2 separate regions of the Homo sapiens genome follow, and region 1 is linked to region 2. A link is a loop called in an ENCODE intact Hi-C map of the cell type or tissue named here. Cell type or tissue: ovary. All regions are shown on one strand. Links, peaks and the distances in the headings refer to the core of each region. The heading gives the core; the rest is flanking DNA. Region 1 holds the start of LINC02372 (long intergenic non-protein coding RNA 2372). Region 2 has its middle 10 kb from the start of TMEM132B.

Region 1 (8,335 bases), core at 22-8,021, 1.7 Mb before region 2:
AGAATTTCGATCTGTGTCGTTTGCTGAGGTGAAAAATCCAGATTTTTGCAGTGGCATTGGGCCAGCACTGTGGCTCATTTGATACAGTTTCCATTCTGCCCAGTTCTCAGGACAGTTTTGAGGCACCACACTGTCACCTCTCTGTACTCTGTTTACCCACCCCCTCACCCGCCTGATTATTCTGCCTGTCCATCATTGCTTCTCCTTTTTTCTAGCAACTTCTTTCCATGTTGTCCTTTGAGGAACTGTCATTTGACCACTCTCCTTTCATGTGGAAATCCTTTGGAATTGGCATGATCATCAGAATGTGTCCTGCCCTTCCTATAAGGATGGCTTCAGAAATGCATATGTGACTGAACACATGTAACTACCAGTCCTCCAAGAGAAGAACGTGGTCCCTAATGGTTCCTGTGGAGGGAACTTTTGTGGAGGGTTCTTATTGCAGGCATTCAATTACGTGCCTCTTTCTGAAGTGACCACTGTGGTCAGGAATAGGAAGCTCCACTTCACCTGTGTATGTGTGGGGTCTGAGTATGATTTGCTAAACTGGTAGAATAAAAGCATGGCACTGTCACATTCATTACTAAATGGAGAGAGAATACGGCCAATACAGGAGAGAGAGAGAGACAGAGAGAGAGAGAGAATTTGGGAAAAGAAGGCAAATTCCTTAGGAGACTGTTGAGGACATTGAGGGCCTGGCTCAAGATATACCAGCAGTCAGCTAGTCCAAATTTTCCAGGTAAATTTTATTTCCTTTTTTTTTTTTTGAGAAGGAGTTTCGCTCTTGTTGCCCAGGCTGGAGTGCAATGGCGCTATCTTGGCTCACTGCAACCTCTGCCTCCCAGGTTCAAGCGATTCTCCTGCCTCAGCCTCCTGAGTGGCTGGGATTACAGGCGCCCACCGCCACACCCAGTTAATTTGGTATTTTTAGTAGAGACGGGGTTTCTCCACGTTGGTCAGGCTGGTTTCAAACTCCCGACCTCAGGTGATCTACCCACCTAGGCTTCCCAAACTGCTGGAATTACAGGCATGAGCCACCGTGCCCGGCCTTACTTCCATTTCTTATTGTAAACTTTGTATGTGTGTTTTTAAGCCAGAATGGTTGGGATTTAGTTATTGGTATATAAAATAATCCTAATATGACATTCACTGTGAAGCTGTTCACACTGCCCTTTGTTAGTTAGCCCTGCTTGTACAGGCATAGTGTGGGTTGCGGATTGTGCCAGCACCCAGAATACCCAGTCTAAAGCAGGAGTGAGGCCCCAGCCATCTCTGGAAGGGATGGCCTGTACAATTATTGTTTTTTTTTCTAAGAGTCCTGAAGCACGGCATGGAGTGTTTGGAAGTTAGGTATGCCCTTTACTTCACAAATAACAGCAATTATATTGGCCCCTAACTGCCTCCTTGTTTTTATTTGTTGAAACTGGATGAATTGAGGGGTGAGAGTGAAGGGCTCTCAAATCCTTAGGTTATGCAGAATGTGTACACTAAGACCTACTCTTAAATATCTTTTTTCCCTGCTTCCCTCTTGCTACAGAGAGAAAGCACAAAAGATTTTTAGAAAAGGTGATACTGTTGGCACAGGAGGTGGGGGAAAAATCCAGTTTTCCAACTTAGTGATCATCTGTTGCTAGTTATCTTTCCTTCTCCCAGATCTGGTTATCGGTGGATCACTGTGTCCTCTGAAGGCTCTCCCAGAGCTGTACTGGAGATTGCAGGGATATAAGGACCACTTCATAAAAGCTCACTTTTTTTTTTTTTTGAGATGGAGTCTCGCTCAGCCGCCCTGGCTGGAGTACAGTGGTGCGATCTCAGCTCACTGCAACCTCTGCCTCTCAGGTTCAAGTGATTGTCCTGTCTCGGCCTCCCAAGTAGCTGGGATTACAGGCACCCGCCATCATGCCCAACTAAGTTTTGTATTTTTTTTTTAGCAGAGACAGGGTTTCACTGTGTTGGCCAGGCTGGTCTTGAACTCCTGACCTCGGGTGATCCACCCGCCTTGGCCTCCCAGAGTGCTAGGATTACAGGCGTGAGCCACTGTGCCTGGCCAAAAGCTCACCTTTAATTCAGCTCTATCTAACTTGTTTCTCCGGTGCATTTGCTTTTCTCAAGGCATTGAGCTTTCTCCAGTGGCCGGAGCTGCTAATTAGTTATTGCAAGCTTCTTTCCTTAGGGGAGATAAAAAGGTTTTGATCAAATCAAAGTGCTTCTAATTCTGATTCATTTCCCTTGTTCTTGTTTCTTAAGTCCCCAGCTTAGAAGGGGGTTGGTTGATGCTTCCTTTTACTTCAAGCTGTTTCTTCTCTAATGTTAAATGGTAAATCCATACCTGATGTGTCTGTTATTGATAAAGTTCAGATGGCATTTCAAGTTTCTGCAGAAGCTTTCTCACTTTCTGTGTGAGCATTTTCTAAATGGAAAGATTCTTCCTTCCATAGGATGCTTTCAATTTGAGTTCTAAGAAATTTATTTATTAGATTTTTCTTTTTCTTTTTTTTTTTTTTTTTTTGGTTTACTATCTGTCTTCTAGTTTTTTTCCTCTAGGAGAAAGTGCTTACTTTAAAAGCACAGATAGGTTTCTCAAAAGGGTCTTTGCCTAATGGATAATGCGGTCTTCCTTTTATAATCCACTCTTTATATTGAATTTCAGATTTCCACCTTCTACATTATTTTCTATTGGCTGGTAGATATGTGATATTCAGAAAGGTTTCCATCAGACACTTAAACTAAATCTATCATTTAGGATTTGTGTTCTGTATTCATTAGAATTCCAATAATTTCCTTCTTTCTATTCAAGTCCTTCTCCCTTTCTTTCCAGCCTTCAATTTCTTGTAAAAGAAATTTTCAATGTTTTTAAAGATCAGAAAGTGTTTTCTTATGTTGTGAATTATTCTTCTGCCAGGCTCGTAAGCTGTTTTCACTCAAGTGACTTAGAATGGCCAGGCTTCATCTTACAGAAACCATATCTAACTTTGAAAATGACCCATATACACACTTCACCATGGAGAGAGGGGGCTCCCTTTTGGCTTATTTTCAACAAGGCCTCTTTTATCATTACACAAAGAGATAGACCTATTCAGATTAGTATTAACTGATGACAAACCCAGTGTATCTAACTCACTCAAAGAGCTGGCCTGTCTTGAAGGAAGCTCAAGGATTTCCTGGGTTTATGATCTAGTTAAACGTGTTAAGAATTTTACAATATTTTTCACTTTGTCAGATAGCCTTTTGATTACTTGCTTTGTCCATGTTAAATTATGTATTTTTTAAAGACTGTTAAGAAGGATTACTTACCATCATCTCCCCAGGAACCTAGAGGACCTGTGTATCCCCTGAGCCTTCAGACACCCCCATTGCTAAGGCAGAGCTGGGACTAAAGGCTTGTGGCCATCAGCAGACCTAGCGCAGTAGCCAAGGCCCTGCACGCCTGCCTTTGGTGGCCAGACACCAGCTTAGACACAAGACTACACTGGACCCTGGGGAATGTGGAGCTTGGAATGCAAACAAGCACCTGGCAACCAGGACAGGCTACCAGGGACTAGAGAACCAGGAGGCTTCATTGGGTAACAAAGTTCTTCCCAAGCATTCTCTTGCATTCCACCCGGGGAACAAGACAGCACCGGGTTTCACACTGGCAAGGCAGGAGGCTGTGTGCTGCCAGAACGACCAGCAGGGGGCGCAAAGGCCACGCCAGGCACCTGCTGGCCTCAGAGAAAACAGAAAGGGAACCAGGAAGCCCACTCCTGCTGTCCTTTCTCTGCAAGGAAATGTGCCAGGGCACTGCAGCCCAGACAGTCGGCAGTAGAGGACCCATGAAGGTCATTATCACTGCTTTTCCCTCCTCTTATTGAAGCTCTTCCCTCTGCAGCCCTGGAAGCCTGATCCTACCTACAGATGTCAGCGAAATCTCCCTCCCTCAGGGTCCCTGTCTAGTTTGTTTTTGACCCGGCCACAAATACTAGGACAGAAAAATAATGGACGGCACAAAGGTCTTTATTGTCTTTTGTTGGTCTGTTTTTATTTTTTTGAGGTGTTTTCCCATGATAACTAGTGTAATGGAAGCATAATGTATTTCACGTTGTAAACCAAAAAGTATCTGAGAAAAGACTCAATCAATTTAGAAGTTTATTCTGTCAAGGTTAAGGACATGCCTGTGACACAGCCTCAGGAGGTCGTGAGAGCACGTGCCCATGGTGGTCAGGCTACGGTTTGGCTTTGTACATTCCAGGGAGACCGAAGACATCAGCGGTCCAGAAAGGCAGGACAACTCAAAGTGGAAGCTTCCAGGTCATAGGCGGATTCAAAGATTGTCCAATTGGCAATTGGTTGAAAGAGGTTATCTAAAGACCAGATATCCAAAGAAGGGAAGGTCTGGGCTCAGATAAAGGGTTGTGGAGACCAAGATTCTTATCATGCAGATGAACCCTCCAGGTAGCAGGCTCAGAGAGGATAAATTGTAAATGTTTCTTATCAGACTTTAAAAGGTGTTAGACTCTTAAGTCAATTCTCTCCTGGATCAGGAAAAGTATTTTTAAAAATGTTTATAAGCTCAATTATTTTATTAATTTATTGTTAGTAACTTTGAGATCTGATTAAGAAATCTTTGCTAAACCCAAGATAGCAAGAGCTTTATCTTAGAAGCTTTATTCTTTTAATTTAAACACTTAGGTCTACAGTCTCTCTCAAAATCAAGTAATGGATCACTTCAGTTCCAAGTGTAACAATGAAAAATGAAAACCGTGAATTACCTCTTTCTCTATATTTTCACAGTATCTTTGTGCAAAGAAAGCAGCAAAGAGAATTAAGAGAATTGCATCATATAAAGAGTGAATTAAACCATCTAAAGGAGCAAAAATTCATCATCACATGGACAAGAAATTAAGACGTAACATCCATCTCACTATTTGCAAAGTGGCTTATTCCTACAGACAATGCAGATATGTAAAAAGGTTTTTCTATAGTTTCATCCTTTGTAGAACCTAAAGAGATAAGCCTACATTTTGAAATAAAATTTTTAAAAATCATGTAAAAAAATGACCTACTGTAGCAATGACATTTTGAAGACATCTCATAGAACATGAAGACCCCCCAGTATTATGAATTGATAACATGATTGCTTTCTTGGGCTGGAAGGATAATTTCCCTAATGGACATTAAAGCATTTGGATCATTATTTTCCATCTGGAAAGTGATAGTGTCCTGATTGTCTCAAGTAAGGGCACCCCATGAAACACAGGCCCAGGTCATGTCCTTCTCCAAATTTTCCTCCATTAAAAAAATCTAAAAAATAAACACAGCAAATATGACACCATAACTTATCTAAATTTTGCAAATTCATAAAGAGATCATTGATGCATACTAACGATGTGAATTTTAAAAATCTGATATGTAGTGCATGCACTTTGCAAACAAAAGTCAAAAAAAGGTGTACTTTTCTTCATGAATGCCATTTTTCATTTTCAAATTCCACTTTTTCTTCTTTTATTGCAACCACATTTATTACATGGCATACATGCATAGTGAGATCTGGAGATAAAATGCTGATATCTGCGGCTCAGACTTTCTATATTCTAGGGGGAACAAGTTTCCCCTAAATTACCTAAATTATCTTTACATATATAATTATGTAAATTTAGATTTTTTGTTTGTTTTTTAGAGACAGGGTCTTACTATGTCACCCAGGCTGGAGTACAGTGGCATGATCTCAGCTCACTGCAACCTCCATTTCCTGGGTTCAAGAGATCTTCATGCCTCAGCCTCTCAAGTAGCTGGGACTACATGTGTGTGCCACCACACCTGCTAATTTTTGTATTTTTATTTTTAGTAGAGATGTTATTTCACCATGCTAGCCAAGCTGGTCTCGAACTCCTGACTTCAAGTGATCTACCCACCTTGGCCTCCCAAAGTGCTGAGATTACAGACATAAGCCACCACGCCCAGTGATATATATATATTTAAATATTTTATTAATTAAAATATTAAATATTTTATATATTTAAATATATATTAAATATATATATTTTTTTGAGACAGAGTCTCACTCTGTCACTCAGGCAGGAGTGCAGTGGTACAATCTCGGCTCACTGCAACCTCCGCCTCCCAGGATCAAGCGATTCTCCTGCCTCAGCCTCCCGAGTAGCTGGGATTACAGGGGCCTGCCACCACACCAGGCTAATTTTTGTATTTTTAGAAGAGATGGGGTTTCATGATGTTGGCCAGGCTGGTCTCGAACTCCTGACCTCTTTTTTTTTTTTTTTTTTTTTGAGACGGAGTCTCGCTCTGTCGCCCAGGCCGGACTGCGGACTGCAGTGGCGCAATCTCGGCTCACTGCAAGCTCCGCCTCCCGGGTTCACGCCATTCTCCTGCCTCAGCCTCCCCAGTAGCTGGGACTACAGGCGCCCGCCACCGCGCCCGGCTAATTTTTTGTATTTTTAGTAGAGACGGGGTTTCACCTTGTTAGCCAGGATGGTCTCGATCTCCTGACCTCATGATCCACCCGCCTCGGCCTCCCAAAGTGCTGGGATTACAGGCGTGAGCCACCGCGCCCAGCCACTCCTGACCTCTTGATCCGCCCACCTCAGCCTCCCAAAGTGCCACCATGCCCAGCCTTTTAGGATCACTTTCTGCCAGCTTTTTAGACTCATAAAAGCATGCAGCTTCACAGATTGGTTTCATAAAGACAATTTTTAAGTTTTATGTCTATTATTATATGATACCTGTGATGTTTGGAAAAAGGGGAGCCATTGATCATTAAGACACATCCAACTGAGACTTCCCTTTCCATACCAATGACAAAGGATGGCATTTGCCAAAATGGCAAAGATGACGCTGACAGTTTCATGAAGTGCCCGCATAGCCAACAGGATGGCTTGTAAAAGATTTAGTAAATAACTCACCCCCAATCCTGAAACATCTGCAGCAATCTTCAGGGATCCAAGCAACTCCTCAGTGGTCTTGAGTCTTTCTTACGTCTCCAGAACTCTGCATGTCTGAGCCAGTAGCATCTTTCACTCTTGGCCCCATGCAAAACTCTTGCCCCTACGCATATACATAATCAAGCTATTAATGCAAATGAGCAAAATGGGAGCCATGGCCTCAGCCACTAAAATGCTAAGTTTTTAGGTAATTTGCGCTCCTGATTAGAAAGTAAGAAATATTTGTCCTGTTTGTCTTATCATCAAATGGGGACAATCTGGAAAAAAGCTTTTACTCAGGTTCATAGGAAAAAGGAAAGTTAATTTTTTAGAGATTCAACCTCTTTATGCCTTTTCAGATTAAACTTTTTTTTTTTTTTTGTGAGATGGAGTCTCAGTCTGTGGTAGCTGGAGTGCAATAGCACAGTCTTGGCTCACGGCAACCTCCCCGTCCCAAGTTCAAGCGATTCTCCTGCCTCATCTTCCCGAGTAGCTGGGATTACAGGGGTGCACCACCACACCTGGATAATTTTTGCATTTTTAGTAGAGTTGGGTTTCACCATGCTGGCCAGGCTGGTCTCAAACTCCTGACCTCAGGCGATTGGCCCTCCTCAGCCTCCCAAAGTGCTGGGATTACAGGTGTGAGCCACTGCAAGCGGCCGATTAATCACTTTTTAAAATTGTTTATCTTACTTTCACTTTCTGCAAAAAGAGCATTAAGTGTGTGGAAGAAAGTTAATGCATGTCTATAAATCTAAATGTCAAATTACACAGATATTTACTTTTTCTTGTTTTCAGCAGCTGGAAACCTAGGAGCAGAAGCCCAGCATAAAGATCTCTGAAAGCCTGGATGCGTGGATTCCTCTCTTACTTCCCAAAACGGTGGGGTGGAAATGTGAATATCAGCATGATGCACAGATCTCTGCAGATGTCCAGCGAACTGAATTTCTAGACGCTATAATCTATGTTCTTTCCCAACCCCCACTTCAGTTTACATATCGCAGGCCATAGATCCTGTTTGTTGAAAAGCGATCAGCTAGAAAACAAGAGTGGTTATAACCTGTGCTGCCCAGTGATCAGGAAAAGAGAGCGGATGAAACTTCCATGACTTTCTGTTAGTCTGATTAATATCCATGCCAAATGTAAGATTAGTTAAAAGGCCTTATTGCTTCCCACCAAAATGTTCCTTCACTAGCTATATACTACACTGAAATGTAAAGTTATGGGTATGTTTAACAGTTTAATTTGTCAGTGGGCATCCAACTCTTCTATTTGTGTTTTTACTTTGAGCTTAATTGGAGCAGACAAATAGAGGTGACCTCTAACTGTTTTCTTCCTGAAGCCATTTTCAGGGCAGAAGTGCTTTACCCACTTCATTGAGAAACCACCTTTGCATGCAGTACCCTGAGCTGTCTTCAGCA
Region 2 (8,335 bases), core at 167-8,166:
ACTCAAAGATACAAATATTCAAAAAGCAAAACTGCCACCTTTAAAAGATAAACACTTCTAATATTTTAATGTATTTCTCCAGTCCCTTTCCTATGCATACTCGACATAGTTTTTTTAATTAAAAATGGGTTCACATGATATGTACTGTTTTAAATTGCTCTTCATATGTAATTATATATTGTGAACATCTTTCCATGGCATTTAAATGTTTTTCCATATGATAATTTTAATGATGTTGCACAGTCCTATCATTGGATATGCTGTAATTTGTTTAACCAATTTTTATGATGCCAAACATTTGAAGTCATTTACAATTTTTCACTGTTAAAAAGCAACAGTCTTATTCCTGCACCATTATACATGTGCAAGATGAGTTCTTCGGGATGTATTCCTAAAAATGCATTGTAAAATGAAAAGATACGCAGTTTAGAAATTTCACATTAACTGGCTCTCCGAAAACTTATGCTGATTCGAATTCCTGTGAATGTACGGCAGTGCCATTTGCTCAAATCTTTATTCAAGGTCTACAAACTCAACCTGGTTAATTGACTCATTTTAAACCTACACTCTCTGTGTTATGCAACTATTAAAAGATTAAAACTTCAGGTATTCATTCTATATCAAGAATTGGTAAATATCAAGATAATTCAATAAAATTTAGAAAATCAGTGAAATCATCACTAGTTGTAATTTTACCATTACCTATTACATTTTTTTTTTTTTTGAGACGGAGTCTTGCTCTGTCACCCAGACTGTAGTAAAGTGGTGCGATCTTGGCTCACTGCAACCTCCACCTCCTGAATTCAAGCAATTCTCTTGCCTCAGCCTCCCGAGTAGCTGGGACTACAGGCATGCACCACCACACCTGGCTAATTTTTGTATTTTTAGTAGAGATGGTGTTTCGTCATGTTGGCCAGGCTGGTCTCGAACTCCTGACCTCAGGTGATCTGCCTGCCTCAGCCTCCCAAGGTGCTGGGATTACAGGCGTGAGCCACCGCACCCAGCCTTATTACACTACTTTTAGGTCCACTACCCCTTGTTAAAAATCTGGAGATCTGTCCAGATGTGAAGGGCCATAATTATTCCATTGTTGAGAAAATGGGTGGGTTGTCACATCTGCATAGCTCTTTCTCTTGACCACATTTGCCTTTGTATGCTTACAAATATTTTTGATTTCTCTTGCAAATTACATTTATTCTTTAGTCCTTTGGGAGAGCTTCCTGTGGGAAAATTGGAGCACATTTAGAACCACACTAGGATTAATGTTAATTAGGGTTGCAAAGCACTACAGCTCCATGGAGGTACAGGAAGTGATCCCTTCGGCACGGACAGGATGGAGTGGAATTACAGAAATGTCATGGGGAGGTGAGACGGCTGCTTGATGGATGTGGTCCTGCACGTCCTCTCTGAGGGCCTGCCTTGGAGTTGCCTGGCTCGCCAAGTCACTACATTTAGCCTACAAGGAGCCAAGAGTTTTCTTCTTGTCTGGAGCCACAGGGCTCAGAATAGTGTTCTATTTTTATGATGACAACAAAACCTAAGTCAAAAGGGATTTATTGACTCACATACTCAAAGTCTCCGTGGCTTCAGGCTTGGCTGGTTCCAGGGGCTCAACAAACTCAGGATTTAATCTCAGCAGGAAAGTGGCAGGAAAGGAATATTATTGGCCACAGTGAGGTCACATGCCTATGCCTGGACTAATCACTGTGCCCAAGGGGACGGACTATGGTAATTGCCCAGGCCTGAGTTACATGTGCAACCTTGGGGCTGGGAGGGAGATGAGCCCCATCTGAACCACACAGCCTGAGAGTGGGGAAGGGTGGCCCTCCCAAAATGCAAGTCCTAGAGCTCAGTAAACCCTAATTTTGTTGTTGTTGGGTTTCTTTTTTTGTTTTGTTTTGTTTTGAGACAGGTCTCACTCTGTTGCCCAGGCTGGAGTGTAGTGATGCGATCTCAGCTCACTGCAACCTCCAGCTCCTGGGTTCAAGCAATTCTCCTGCCTCAGTCTCCCGAGTAGCTAGGACTACAGGTGCCTGCCACCACGCCCAGCTAATTTGTGTATTTTTAGTAGAGACGGGGTTTCACCATGTTGGCCAGGCTGGTCTCAAACTCCTGACCTCAAGTGATTAACTTGCCTTGGCCTCCCAAAGTGTTGTAAAAAACAACAACAACGACAACAACAACAAGGTCTCACTCAGTTGCCCAGGCTGGAATGCAACAATGCAATCATAGTTCACTGCAGCCTCAACCTACTGGAATCAAGTGATCCTCCCACCCCAGTGTCCCAAGTAGCTGGGATGATGGGCATGAACCACCTCACCCAGCTGATGAATTTTCTTCCAGCGTGTCCAGATCTCGTCGTTATGCTTCCCTGGCTTAGAGGAGGAAACCCCACTATTATCAGTGCAGGTGTCCCACTGTGAATATTCTCTAACACCTAACAAAATGACTATAATCATTTTGTCCTACTGTTTATTAAGATCTTCCAAGGTGACAAACCCATTAACCATCCCAGGAACACTGAGGGAAGTATTTTATCCCCGTTTTACAGATGAGAAAACTGAGGCTCTAGGGTTTAATCAGTTTGCCCCAGGTCATCCAAATGGCAGAGTTAGGATTTGAACTGAGACCTAGCTGTCCCCAGGGCCCTCTCTGAGCCACCACAGTGCTCTTCCTCTGTCTCTTGAGAAGGGGATTCCAGATGCCAAGACCCAGAGCCAACTACAGAGGGACACAGCACTGTCACTGGGTGACAGTCACCCCTCAGGAGCTGCCCTTGCAGGAGCTGTATCCATGGTGTGGCCCACACCGTTGTTCACCACTGAGTATTATGTAACTTCCTCCATCCATGTTGAAAGCAAACAGGGAATAACAACCAGGCTATTAGAGCTGATGATGGAACCTCAGGAACAGAATCGGATTGGCTGGGAAAGCCAGGACCTGCTGAAAACACTGGGATCCCTGCCATGAAAATTCATGTGCATTAAAGATGCCAAGGTGCTCAGGTCTGCATCAGCCCCCAGGCAGACCTCACATCTGTTCTGGAACGAGGGACACCACTGCATTTATTAAACACAACTGTTGAAGTCCCCCTGGGTACAGCATCCTAGAAACCACACCATCTATATTTCATTGTGATCATCACCTTGACATTTGTAAATTCATAATGTATAATGAACTAACCTGAAATGGAAATCTCTTATTAATTGCATAAAACAGAGAGTCTATATTAAAGATGAATAAATAAAACAAGATTGAGTTTGTAGACCTCAAATAAACTGGCCATGAAAAGAGCCTTTGTCCACGTGACTCCTTGGGATTTGAGGACTGGGCTGGTCGCTGAGATGGCTCTTGGAGAGGCCAGTGGCTTCCCTCATCGAGGAGGTCGTGCAGGCAGGTGCAAGGGCTCCCACCAAGATTGTGGATGCTGTTAGGTGTGACGCCTTTTGCTGATTTCTGCTGCAGATTTCAGAAACACGAGTGAGTCTCTGAGCTGGACATGCTTGCATTGCCTGAATTCCCAAGGTACATTGAGATGCTCTGGACACTCAAGGACATGCACGCCCCTGGACGCAGCATTGTGTGACATCTCTCAGAGGCCAGCTCCCGCCTCTGCTAACCGTCAGCATCGTCTCAGGGTCTCCCTAGTATGCACCATCACCGGGTTCCTGGGCTGGATGGAAAGGCACCTAGAGCTTTCCTCTACCCTCTGTCTTCCTTTCATGGCCATTGCAAAGGAAGAACATCAGAGTCACATCACACGTGACTTCTTTCCTTTCTAGTCACAAGTCCTGAGAGAATTCAGACAAGAGCGAGGTAACTGAGGCAGCAGACAGAAACTCCAGGCCGAGGAGCCCTGGCGTCTAGAAAGTAGGCAGGGTTGTTCTATGTAACCTTGAGTTTGTGGACAGGAGGGATGACAAGAAGGGAGAGTTGCTGGGCAGAGGCTCAGGAGCAGTGGGAGGGGAAAATGGAGAGACACTACCATCTAGTTCTACTAAAGGATGAGAGAACACTGTATCTGCCAGCTGTGGCCACAGTGATGCTGTGTAACAGACCAACAGGAAATTCAGTGGCTTCCACAATGACTTATTCTTGCTCACACATCTGCAGTTTGGCTGAGGATCCACTGATCCATGCCAGGCTCAGCTGGGCTTTTCTATGAGCTGTGCATTGGTTCCAGTGTCCAAGTGTTTCTCCTTCTCTTTGGGCCAGCAGATGAGCCAGGGCAGGGTCATCTCAAGGCAATGATGGAAACACAATAGGGCAAGCCCAACCACACAACCAGATTTCAAGGGTGTGCTTGCATCATGTCTGCTAATATCCCATTGGCCAAAGCATGTCACATGGGCAAGTGCAAAGCCAAGGTGAAGAAGGACATTCTGCCCTTAGTAGGAAAAATGGCAATATCACATGGCAAAGAGTGTGAATACAGAGCAAGATGAAGAATTGGGAACAACAGCACAGTCTACCAGAAACATATCCATACCATCCCTTGCAAATCACCACCAAGGCTGCAGCAGCTAGGACTTGGTTTAGCTATCAGTAACCAAAAAAAAAAAAAGGCTTAAACAAGATGTAACTTTGTTTCTTTCAAATTCTTAAAGTCCAGAGGTGGCCAGTATAAAGCAGGTATGATGCTGCATGGTGTCAGGAACCCAGATTCCTTCTATTTTGTTGCCTCCAGTTCCCAAGTCACTTTATAGTCCAAAGTGGCTGCTGAGCTCCAGCCATCACATTCAGATGCCAGCAACCAGGAAAGCAAGTAGAGAAGAGCACAGTTTCTCCATTTAAAAACACTTCCTGGGAGGGTAACACACACACTTTCATTTCATCCCATAGATCAGAACTTAGAACACGGTCACATTACACAGCAAGGAAGGCTGAGAGATGTACCTTTCTTTATTCTGGGTGGCCAGTTAGCATTAGGTTTCTGTTCGTATGCAAAAAGGAGAAGGGAGATTGGGAGAAAACAATCTTTGTCACAAAGGCCAGTAAGTAGGGCTGCCCCCTGCCAAACCTGCCTCTTGGCCATTGCATCAATTAAAACACTTTGGTTTGCAAGTAAAAGAAGGCCCGTGAAGGGAGGCTGTGTGAAGACAGGAATTTATTACATGAGTCCAGGGCTGCTTCACCAAACCCAAGGGCATGGGCACAGCCGGGTCTCTGGAGTGAGCTGGAAGCCAGGAATGGCTTTGTAAGAAGCACAGAAAGCCCCGTTCTGCTTCTCCAGTCTTCCCGCTGGATGCAGATGGGCATTCTTTAAGTCTCCATCAATGTGGCAAAGAAAACGGCCAGCAAGAGGCCAGAGTTAGCCACCCCTCTGGTCAAGAGAAGGCTGAGGCTGCCATCCCTTGGTCCTGGGGAGGCCACTGGAGGGGACATTCGTTCCTGACTGGCCAGTGGCATCCTCCTTATCTCTGTATCAGAGCTAAATCCCTTTGGAGAATCACCTCCCTCGGGGCTCCCTGCACGCTCCTAGCCAGGGGTGGGCATGCAGCCAGGTCAGACCCATGAGACTCTCCCTTTCAAACACATCCATTGTAAGCAGGGATGCAGGAATAGGGCAGGAGGAGCAAGCTCACCTGGTACCACCCACTTCCAGCCTGGCTCTCCGTTTTACAGATGAGTTTTACAGCAGGTCTCCTGCTGACTCCGTGAGCCTCCCCATAGCTTGCCACCATTATCCACAGTTTGATTTCTGTCACTTGCAACCAAATTATCCTGTCTGGCACGGATTACTCCAGCCTCCCTGGGCCAGGTATGCTGGGGACAGGGTCGCTGCTCCAACAGTTTCTGCGGTGACCACAGGATGGGGGAGGAGGAGGCAGAAAAGTCAATGGATGTCACATAGATGTCCCTCTCCATGTCCTTTGATACTGCCTCTTGGGAAGCCTTGGGGTGAAGGGGAAACAGCACAGGCTCCCAGGTCAGAAACTATCACAGTTCAAATCCCAGCTCTGCCACTCACTGGCTGTGTGATCTCAGGCAGGCAGCTCAGCCTCTCTGAGCCTCAGTTTCACCATTTATACAATGGGGTTGGTGATGGCTGTTATGTCTTGAGTTGGGCTGAGGCTTGGAATATGTCCACAGATAAAGTGCTTGGCACATACTAGGTACTGGGTAAGGAGCAGCCATTATTAACTTACTGGGTTTTACAGTGGGGGGCAAGGGATACCCACACAGGAATTTGCTTTGGGCCTTACCCTTCCCCCACCAGCCCACCCCCCCCACTCCCACTGCACTCCGTCCTCTAAGGCATGGGTCAGCAAAGTTTTCCGTAAAGGGTGAGACAATAGGAAATAGTTTAGGCTTTGCAAACCATACAACATCTCTGTTGTAGATTCTTCTCTTTTTTTCCATTTAAACGTACAAAAACCATTCTTAGCTCAAGGGCCTTTACAGAAACTGGGGATGGGCTGGACTTGGCCCATGAACTGGAATCTGCTGGCCCCTGCCTAAGAAACAGCTCTGCTCATCCCAAAATAACACCTCCAAGCAAATCTGTGAGAGCTCCCTGGACGTTATGGAGCAGCAAGCACAGCATGGAGAACAGAGAAAACCAGGGGGTCTGCCATCAGTCACGCCCTGGGGTATGGGTCTGCCATCGGTCACGCCCTGGGGTATGGGTCTGCCATCAGTCACGCCCTGGGGTATGGGTCTGCCATCAGTCACCCTCTGGGGTATGGGTCTGCCATCAGTCACCCTCTGGGGTATGGGTCTGCCGTCAGTCACACCCTGGGGCGTGGGTCTGCCACCCAGTCACCCACCTGGGGCGTGGGTCTGCCATCAGTCACCCCCAAGGGCATGAGTCTACCATCTGGTCACCCCCAGGGGTGTGGGTCTGCCATCAGTCACCCCCAGGGACGTGGGTCTGCCATCCAGTCACCACCAGGGGCATCTCAGATGTACCTGTTCCTTCTTCAGAACCAAGCAAGGGGCCTCTCAGAACACAACTAAAAATAACTGATTGGTGCAGCCCCTATCCTGTGCAAGACACTGCCCGTGAATGATTTCACCAAATCAAGATATGCTGGATCTATCCCCATTCTGCAAATGAGGAAGGTGAGGCCCAGACAGGTCAAGTAACTGGACTAAGATCACACAGCTAACAAGTGTCAGAACCAAGATTTGAACGCCAAGCAGTCTTTCTACTCCCATCCTTGTTTTCTCCTATCTTTGTGATTTACAGGACAAACTCACCTTCCATCCCTAGATGTGGATGCTCTGAACCTGACACTGGCCACGGGCTGACCCTGAGGTCAGGGCTGCTTGGCTACTGCCACCACCGAGTGCCCACCAGCCCCTGGGGCCCCCTTGGACTGGGCCAGGAGCCCCCTCTCCCTATTGAAGCAAGGCCTAATTTCCAGAGCTCTTCGGGAGATCTCATGCAGCTAAAAGGAGAGGCTGTAAACACTAAATATAACTGCTTGAAGCAGCGCTGACAGCTCCTTGCAGAACAGGGCCCTGATTATATAACGAGGCTGCCTGGGGAAGGGAGACTTGTGCCTGCTCAGGTTTTTCCAAAAGAAAAAAGAAAAATCAGATAAAGAAAGTTAAAACTGTTCTCCTTAAACCTCATTCATTCATTCCCTGGACAGAAACTTATTACGCCCTGACTGTGAGCCAGGCACTATCACAGGCACTGGGGATGTGACAGCGGATCTCACACACAAAATTCCCTGTGCTTGTGAAGCCGCCAGCCTAGTGCAGGGAGACAGACCATAACCAAATAAATAAGTAAACTACGGAGCAGGGTGGGTGAAAACAACTGCAAAGTCAAACAGGCAAAGAGTATTTTTAGAGTGGAAGGGGATGATTTTAAGCAGGGAAGGGAGTCTGCAAAGATGACATTTGAGCAAATGCAGAGAGTGAGAGAAGGGGCCACTCAGGGGTCTACAGGGAGAGGCTCTCGGGCAGTGGGAGCAGAAAGTGCAAAAGCCCTAAGGTGGGACCATGCACCCATTACAGAGGCACAACTGAAGACCCATGGCCAGAAGAAGAGCGCTCCCAGCAACCGTAAGACAAAAGTTGTAGCCACCAACAAGCAGGTGTGGTTGGGCTGGCTGGGGTATGGAAATGGCTCTCATGGGGAAGAAGAATGAGCACTGATTCATTCCTACTTTCTTCCGTAGGCAGAGTTCTAGGGCAGCCCCTAAGATTCCTGCCCTGTCTAATCCCCAGGGGGCTGTGAATATGATGAATTTTACACCTGTAATTAGGTTGTCATAGGGTGCAGTTGACCCTGAGAAAGGGAAATTAGCCTGAGTGACCCCTTAAAAGAGACTGGACTCTTTCTGAAGTCAGCAATTTGAGGTGTGAGAGATTCAAATTG

Evidence for each region. A loop is a pair of places that touch in the nucleus more often than their neighbours do. Peaks named below come from ENCODE experiments on the same cell type or tissue, not always from the same donor. Only the 100,000 strongest peaks of a DNase experiment are listed, where the experiment ranks them.
Region 1: it touches region 2 in a loop (5-fold over the local background); 54 of 110 quality-filtered maps call a loop at or near these places.

Annotation. Positions count from the first base shown.
Region 1 is chr12:126,869,940-126,878,274 of GRCh38, reverse strand. LINC02372 (long intergenic non-protein coding RNA 2372) reads left to right here and starts at 3,585. Exons shown (of 3, transcript NR_033970.1): 1 at 3,585-3,818; 2 at 4,771-4,949; 3 at 7,713-8,335. LOC105370061 (a long non-coding RNA gene) reads right to left here and starts at 3,471. Exons shown (of 3, transcript XR_945511.3): 1 at 3,295-3,471. In ovary, for the core only: a CTCF peak has its summit at 3,692 (motif pointing right); a DNase peak (open chromatin) is centred at 3,685.
Region 2 is chr12:125,171,761-125,180,095 of GRCh38, reverse strand. No RefSeq gene overlaps it. Among named protein-coding and RNA genes, the nearest start is that of TMEM132B, 10 kb to the left of the region's middle. In ovary, for the core only: no CTCF peak of the experiment used is centred there; no DNase peak of the experiment used is centred there.